2 separate regions of the Homo sapiens genome follow, and region 1 is linked to region 2. A link is an interaction called in ENCODE POLR2A ChIA-PET data of the cell type or tissue named here. Cell type or tissue: MCF 10A. All regions are shown on one strand.

Region 1 (4,000 bases), 200 kb before region 2:
CCTTCTTTGTCTCTTTTGATCTTTGTTGGTTTAAAGCCTGTTTTATCAGAGACTAGGATTGCAACCCCTGCCTTTTTTTGTTTTCCATTTGCTTGGTAGATCTTCCTCCATCCTTCTACTTTGAGCCTATGTGTGTCTCTGCACGTGAGATGGGTTTCCTGAATACAGCACACTGATGGGTCTTGACTCTTTATCCAATTTGCCAGTCTGTGTCTTTTAATTGGAGCATTTAGTCCATTTACATTTAAAGTTAATATTGTTATGTGTGAATTTGATCCTGTCATTATGATGTTAGCTGGTGATTTTGCTTGTTAGTTGATGCAGTTGCTTCCTAGTCTCGATGGTCTTTACATTTTGGCATGATTTTGCAGCGGCTGGTACCAGTTGTTCCTTTCCATGTTTAGCGCTTCCTTCAGGAGCTCTTTTAGGGCAGGCCTGGTGGTGACAAAATCTCTCAGCATTTGCTTGTCTGTAAAGTATTTTATTTCTCCTTCACTTATGAAGCTTAGTTTGGCTGGATATGAAATTCTGGGTTGAAAATTCTTTTCTTTAAGAATGTTGAATATTGGCCCCCACTCCCTTCTGGCTTGCAGGGTTTCTGCTGAGAGATCCGCTGTTAGTCTGATGGGCTTCCCTTTGAGGGTAACCTGACCTTTCTCTCTGGCTGCCCTTAACATTTTTTCCTTCATTTCAACTTCGGTGAATCTGACAATTATGTGTCTTGGAGTTGCTCTTCTCGAGGAGTATCTTTGTGGCGTTCTCTGTATTTCCTGAATCTGAACGTTGGCCTGCCTTGCTAGATTGGGGAAGTTCTCCTGGATAATATCCTGCAGAGTGTTTTCCAACTTGGTTCCATTCTCTCCATCACTTTCAGACGTAGATTTGGTCTTTTCACATAGTCCCATATTTCTTGGAGGTTTTGCTCATTTCTTTTTATTCTTTTTTCTCTAAACTTCCCTTCTCGCTTCATTTCATTCATTTCATCTTCCATCGCTGATACCCTTTCTTCCAGTTGATTGCATCGGCTCTTGAGGCTTCTGCATTCTTCACGTAGTTCTCGAGCCTTGGTTTTCAGCTCCATCAGCTCCTTTAAGCACTTCTCTGTATTGGTTATTCTAGTTATACATTCTTCTAAAGTTTTTTCAAAGTTTTCAACTTCTTTGCCTTTGGTTTGAATGTCCTCCCGTAGCTCAGAGTAATTTGATCGTCTGAAGCCTTCTTCTCTCAGCTCGTCAAAGTCATTCTCCATCCAGCTTTGTTCCGTTGCTGGTGAGGAACTGCGTTCCTTTGGAGGAGGAGAGGCGCTCTGCGTTTTAGAGTTTCCAGTTTTTCTGTTCTGTTTTTTCCCCATCTTTGTGGTTTTATCTACTTTTGGTCTTTGATGATGGTGATGTACAGATGGGTTTTTGGTGTGGATGTCCTTTCTGTTTGTTAGTTTTCCTTCTAACAGACAGAACCCTCAGCTGCAGGTCTGTTGGAATACCCTGCCGTGTGAGGTGTCAGTGTGCCCCTGCTGGGGGGTGCCTCCCAGTTAGGCTGCTCGGGGGTCAGGGGTCAGGGACCCACTTGAGGAGGCAGTCTGCCCATTCTCAGATATCCAGCTGCGTGCTGGGAGAACCACTGCTCTCTTCAAAGCTGTCAGACAGGGACATTTAAGTGTGCAGAGGTTACTACTGCTGTCTTTTTGTTTGTCTGTGCCCTGCCCCCAGAGGTGGAGCCTACAGAGGCAGGCAGGCCTCCTTGAGCTGTGGTGGGCTCCACCCAGTTCGAGCTTCCAGGCTGCTTTGTTTACCTAAGCAAGCCTGGGCAATGGCGGGCGCCCCTCCCCCAGCCTGGCTGCCGCCTTGCAGTTTGATCTCAGACTGCTGTGCTAGCAATCAGCGAGACTCCGCGGGCGTAGGATCCTCCGAGCCAGGTGTGGGATATAATCTTGTGGTGCACCGTTTTTTAAGCCGGTCCGAAAAGCGCAATATTCGAGTGGGAGTGACCCGATTTTCCAGGTGTGTCCGTCACCCCTTTCTTTGACTCGGAAAGGGAACTCCCTGACCCCTTGCACTTCCCAAGTGAGGCAATGCCTCGCCCTGCTTCGGCTCGTGCACGGTGCATGCACCCAATGACCTGCGCTCACTGTCTGGCACTCCCTAGTGAGATGAACCCGGTACCTCAGATGGAAATGCAGAAATCACCCGTCTTCTGCGTCGCTCACGCTGGGAGCTGTAGACCGGAGCTGTTCCTATTCGGCCATCTTGGCTCCTCCCCTAGGTAATTCTTATAATTACTCATCTAGGTTTAAGAACTATAGGTCTAGAACTATCCTTACTCAGGCTGGAGGCCAAAATTACTCAGAAGAAATGTTAAAGTCCACATTCTCCAGGGTGTGTGATCCAGAAGACACCCTGGCTGACTAGTTCCCAGCCCCAGGGTGTCTGATTCAGAAGTTTCGGCATGAATCCCCAGGTATACGATTATGCTATTTACTCCTGGTTAAGAAAAACTTTTTTAAAGTTTGGTGAATGTTGGTAAGGTTTGGTTCCCCTCCCTTCCTTCCAGATTAATCTTACGCAAATCACTTAATTCTAAGATTGGTTTCCCCCACCCCACTTCTGTTTAAGGGTATCCTGGCAGAGTTGATTCAAAAGCTTTATTCTCCTTTTCTCACACCTTGATGCTTTTTTGCTGTCTGCTCTTTCATTTAGTGGCCTTTGTATAGGAATTTCTCGATGAATGTTTTGAATTAAACTGTCATTATTTGGCTATACTGGGAAAAGGAGCTGCTGGTGCAAAAATGAGTTCTGTTTTTTTTTTTTTCCCCTCACCACTGTTAAGTAAGCTCTTCCAAATTTCAACTATCACCTTCTTTAAAGCATTCTGAGAATCCATAGCAGGGTAGAAAGAGGGGGGCTGGTGGTCTTGAGAGTGGCAGGGCAGGGGGGAAAGTGGTAGGAAAACCTGAGGTATGCATGTGAACTTCAGGAAAGCTCATTCAGCCTGAATTACAGACATGTTCAGGTCTGCCCAGTCCTAACACAAGCCCGTGTAATCAGGTTTGGTCTGGATGTCAAGGAATCGAGATAAAATGGAGCAGAAAATTGTTTGATTTCTTCTTTCCCTTTTGTTCGGAGACTTCCTGGCCTCTGCCATCTGGGCACCCCCCATGCTGTGGTGTCCCACCTTTGCTTTGCTCTGACGTCCAGGTCAAAGTCATGTTTTACTTCAGCAGAATGATTCCCCTTCAGTCCACACCAATAGGCTTGGTGGCTGAGCCGCTAATGACTGTCTAACTCTTTGTGAGAGGTCATCACTCTGAGGAGTTTGCCAACTACTTTGAGAAAGGGAAGAAGCGGCCTCCCTCTGCAGTTATAAGAAGTTGGGCTATGACTCATTATGTGAACTCAGGGTGGGGCTGGTAAAATCTATGGCCTGATGGCCGGGTCAGTTTCCCCTCCTTGAGTCAAGTAGACCTTAAATATGTGAAGCATACTCACTTGGCTTAGGCAGATTTTAATCTTTTTGCCCTCTCCTTGACCAATCAAAATCAAGACACTTGGGAACAGGCAAGTTGCTAGTGGTGAGCTTCTCAAAGCTAACAGGTTTTGAGCTGTTTGCATGTCACAGAACAATTCATCATCTGAGGTTTTTAAAGGACTCCTACTCATAACACTGAAGTGAGTGGAAAAGTGTTCAGACAGGGACATTTACAAATGAGTTTTCTGTGTAGTTTCATCTATAAGAAAGCCCTTTTTCAAAAAATCTGAAAAATAACTCTTTGCAGTGAAAGACATGACTCTCCACTGATAGGAAGAAAAGAATAGTCATACTAACTGGCTCTTTCTCCAGCACATCTCCTTCCTGTGGGGCTGTATTATTGGAAAGTGGCAGTTTTCAAGAGGATACTTTTGTCAATTTTAGTGGATCAGATGCTCAGCTTCAAATTAACAGAGGGCTTTCTTCCTCTTCTTTTTTCATTTAAATGTCCTTGCTTCTTGAAACACTAATAGAA
Region 2 (4,000 bases):
CAATCTCATGTTTATATCCCTTCTACAAAACATTCATTAATAATGATCATCCAGGCCAGGTGCAGTGGCGTGTACCTGTAGTCCCACCTACTCAGGATGCTGAGGTGGGAGGATCCTTGAGCCCAGGAGTTCAAGGGTGTGCTATGCTGTGATTATGCCTGTGAATAGCCAGTACACTCCAGCCTGGGCAACATAGGAAAACCACATCTCAAAAAAAAAAAAAAAAAAAAAAGATCCAACCTTGGATTCAACTCCCATAGGGAAGGGAAACTCCCTACTTTTCAGAATAACCTATTCCCTCTCAAAATGACTCCACTGTTGAGTTTCTTCCTTACACTGAGCTGCAGTTAACTGTAACTGACTCTGCTAACTTCCTGGAGCATCTTCCCACTGGTTCTAGTAGGAGGCAAAGTGCAGGGCTAGAAGACGTCTTTGGCTCTCTCTTTGCTATATATTTCCAAGTTATTACATGTTGATCCCTTTGTCTTAAAGGAACCAATCTTTAGATTTTACTCATTGTATCCATATCTTACTGCTTGGCATTGTTCCATTGTCTTGAGTTTTCAGGACCTAGAAAAGAGGAGGATGAGACTTCTAAAAAAAGGCAGACATGACAAAAGATCTGTAAATCACATAGACTGATGAGACTTCTAAAAAAAGGCAAGACAGGCAGACATGACAATAAGATCTGTAAATCACATAGACTGATGTGTCTCAAAATTTAAGTTTAACATGCACACAAATCTCCTGGGAATTGTTAAAATGTAGATTTTGACAGTTGTTCTGACATACTATCTGAGATTCCAAATTTCAAATAGGTCCCGACTGATGCTGATACAGTTGGTCCAGCAACCACACTTTGAGAAACAAAGAACTGGAACTTAAGAAGGTGTGAGACTGTGCATTTGCAATAATTCTCCTGATCCTGGCATTTTCCATGAAACTAGCACCCCTCCTTATGCAAGAACTCTAGTTTATTCACTTCACTCACAGCAGGCTTTCTCAAACTTTAATGGGTATAAACAGTCCTGTGGGGGAATTCTTTTAACATTCAGATTGCTGGTCCTTTCTGGATACGCTGATTTGGTAGGGTTGCATTTCTTTTTTTTTTTTTTTTTTTTTTTTGAGACAGAGTCTCACTCTGTTACCCAGGCTGGAGTGCAGTGGTGCAATCTCAGCTCACTGCAACCTCTGCCTCCCGGGTTCAAGCAATTCTCTACCTCAGCCGCCAGAGTAGCTGGGACTACATGCACCTGCCACCATGCCTGGCTAATTTTTTTGTATTTCTAGTAGAGACAGGGTTTAACCATATTGGCCAGGCTGGTCTTGAACTACTGACCTCATGATCCACCCACCTCGGCCTCCCACAGTGCTGGGATCACAGGTGTGAGCCACCGTGCCCAGCCGAAATTTGATTTTTGTAACACGTGTGTCCCCACATATGATTTTGATGCAGATGGCCTTTGGCTCAGGCTTTGGGAAACACTGCCTGGAATGAATAAGTTAAGTGGAAACACCAGTTTTCTACACAGCTCATCATTCTTAATCATCAGAGTGAAGGATGTCAACTAAATGGTGACCATATTTTGTAGGGTTTAGTAATGAAGGCTCAGATTGACACTGTTAAGTCAAACTACTCTGTCATAGCAACCAGGACATGCCCCAAGAATGCCTCCCTGACTGGAGAATATAGTCTATATGCTTTGATTACAAGAAAACTTCAATAAATAATATATTCAGAGAGCAAACAATGTAGTGGACATATGGATACCACTGATCATTGGATTTGCTGGGCCAGTGCACCTGTGTTCTGCCTCTTAACAAATAGTATCTTCATAAAATAGGATGATGCTACAAGGCCCATGCCAAGTTAGTAGCACTCTTGTTTTAATCTGGACAATTAGAAAATCATCCAACTCCCTTAGAAGCCAGAAGAAACTTAGTCACATTTGAAAATACACTAAAACCATGAACTCACAGCTCTGTTTTCCCAATATGTCTTCTTCCCATAGGATGTGAAGGGAAAAAGTAAGTGAGGTCAATGTTCTTAACTAAGCCCTGGAAATAAACTGTCCAAGTGTTACCTGTAAGGATTAGGGAGAACTCTTCCAGGGAAGGAAGAGTTAGTGAGAGATGTACTCTCTGCATAAAGGAGCTGAGACCAAAGACGCTTCCATGTTGATTTCTTGAGTTCTTGAGATGTTGAAAGGTGAGTAGAATTTCTGCCATAAATATTTCTCAGGAAACCCATAATCCAGTTTGCTTTCCGCTCAAACAGGCAAAATTCCACAGAGCTCAAGCATATACTAGGTACAGGGAATGGGCAGAATGTGAATTTTCCTATTCTAATACTATGTGTGTATTGCCAGAGCTCTTGGCTCACTCACACATGCTTGCATAATTATTATGAAATGACCTTGTTGTGTTGAAAGCTTGCTAAGGCTGTGGTAAGATGATGAAAGGAAATCTATGCTGCCTTAGGGAGAAACACCAAGGAGACACACATTTTCAATGTGGATTGTGTGTGTGTGCATTTCTGTGCTGACTATGTGTTGGAACAATGTGACTCATGCTATCAGGATATCAGGCAATGTGCCAGTAATGTTTGAAAATAAAATGGCTAGGAAAATTACTGCAAAATACAGATGTGCTTATGGCAATCTTTGATAAATGATATGCACATCTACACATCAGCAGAGTGTGTAGCATATCCACTCCCAGATCCTCATAGATGAGGCATGATGATTGGATATGGTGATAGAGGATCAAAGGGGTTATTGGGACAACCATCCTTTGACCTTTGCAAAGCAGACAAATATTCAGCGTTGCATAGAGACATAACAACATACGATGACATGGAGACTTTTGTAACAAGACACAGATGGAAACAACCAAAATGGGCCCAGCTTTGCCCCCTTGATTCGTGGCTGTGGCTTCATCTCTTTTCTTCAGACTAACTGATAGTCCTTGCTCTTATGAGAATCAATAGGCTTTTTAAGAAAGGATTTCCCTGGGACAATACACCCCAACTCTTACAGCTAAGATTACTCAAAAGCTAAGGTTAAGTGGCCTATTTGAAAGTTACATACAGTTAGTGGAATGCAGGTCAGGAAAGTTGGGGATAAGGCTCTAAATTGACACCTCCTACATTGGCTCTAGCCATCCCCATCATCTATGTACAAGAGTATGCAGAATTTGTGTCACCCCATTTAATTAACCTTGACACATTTATTCAGATGACAGATTTCCAAGCTGCATCTCCTACATCCTCAGCCCCTAGCCTGGAAAAAAATAAATGATCAGAACAAATTTCTTACAATATTTGGAGAATGAATGAGTGAATAAATGAGTCTTTGTATGTCAGTTATCTTTTCAGATTCTCAGTAAATTCTTATATCAATGTATTCTTTTCACTATAAACTCATTTTGAAAAATATAAACTGTCATTTAAACTTCTTTTACATACACTGCAATCAGCTATGGCTCTACCACTAGCACCATCATGATGACACATTCTTAATGCCAACAGAGACTACCATCAAAACCATTCAAATTCAGTTTCACATTCCAAGGGTCAGCTTCTCAGGAGGGCCAATTACAATTGATAAGTAATGCCTCCGGAGGCAATACTTATATAGACATTTTATAATCCATTTTCTCCAAAAGTAGTCTTCCTGGTTGGATTATTAGCAATGGCTAAAGCTGTGGTTAAAATCAGCAATGATATGCTGGGAAAGCTGGCTAGCTATATGCAGAAGAATGAAACTGGACCCCTACCTTTCATCATATACAAAAATTAACTCAAGATGGATTAAAGATTTAAATGTAAGATTGTAAACTGTAAGAATCCTAGAAGAAAACCTAGAAAACACCATTCTAGATATCAGCCTTGGGAAAGAATTTATGACTAAGTTATCAAAAGAAATTGCAACAAAACCAAAAGTTGACAAGTGGGACCCAATTAAACTAAAAAGCTTCTGCACAACAAAAGAAACTATAA

What was found. Peaks named below come from ENCODE experiments on the same cell type or tissue, not always from the same donor. Only the 100,000 strongest peaks of a DNase experiment are listed, where the experiment ranks them.
Region 1: POLR2A ChIA-PET joins it to region 2 with 10 read pairs; 1 of 35 experiments calls an interaction of 5 or more read pairs at or near these places.

What each region holds. Positions count from the first base shown.
Region 1 is chr2:66,389,390-66,393,389 of GRCh38, reverse strand. LINC01873 (long intergenic non-protein coding RNA 1873) reads right to left here. Exons shown (of 3, transcript NR_130931.1): 2 at 3,895-3,991; 3 at 940-2,477. Among named protein-coding and RNA genes, the nearest start is that of LINC01873, 8.1 kb to the right of the region's middle. RefSeq lists enhancers at 1,343-1,953, 1,954-2,566, 3,259-3,553. In MCF 10A, no CTCF peak of the experiment used is centred here; DNase peaks (open chromatin) are centred at 2,369 and 3,339.
Region 2 is chr2:66,188,247-66,192,246 of GRCh38, reverse strand. No RefSeq gene overlaps it. Among named protein-coding and RNA genes, the nearest start is that of MIR4778, 170 kb to the left of the region's middle. In MCF 10A, no CTCF peak of the experiment used is centred here; a DNase peak (open chromatin) is centred at 2,486.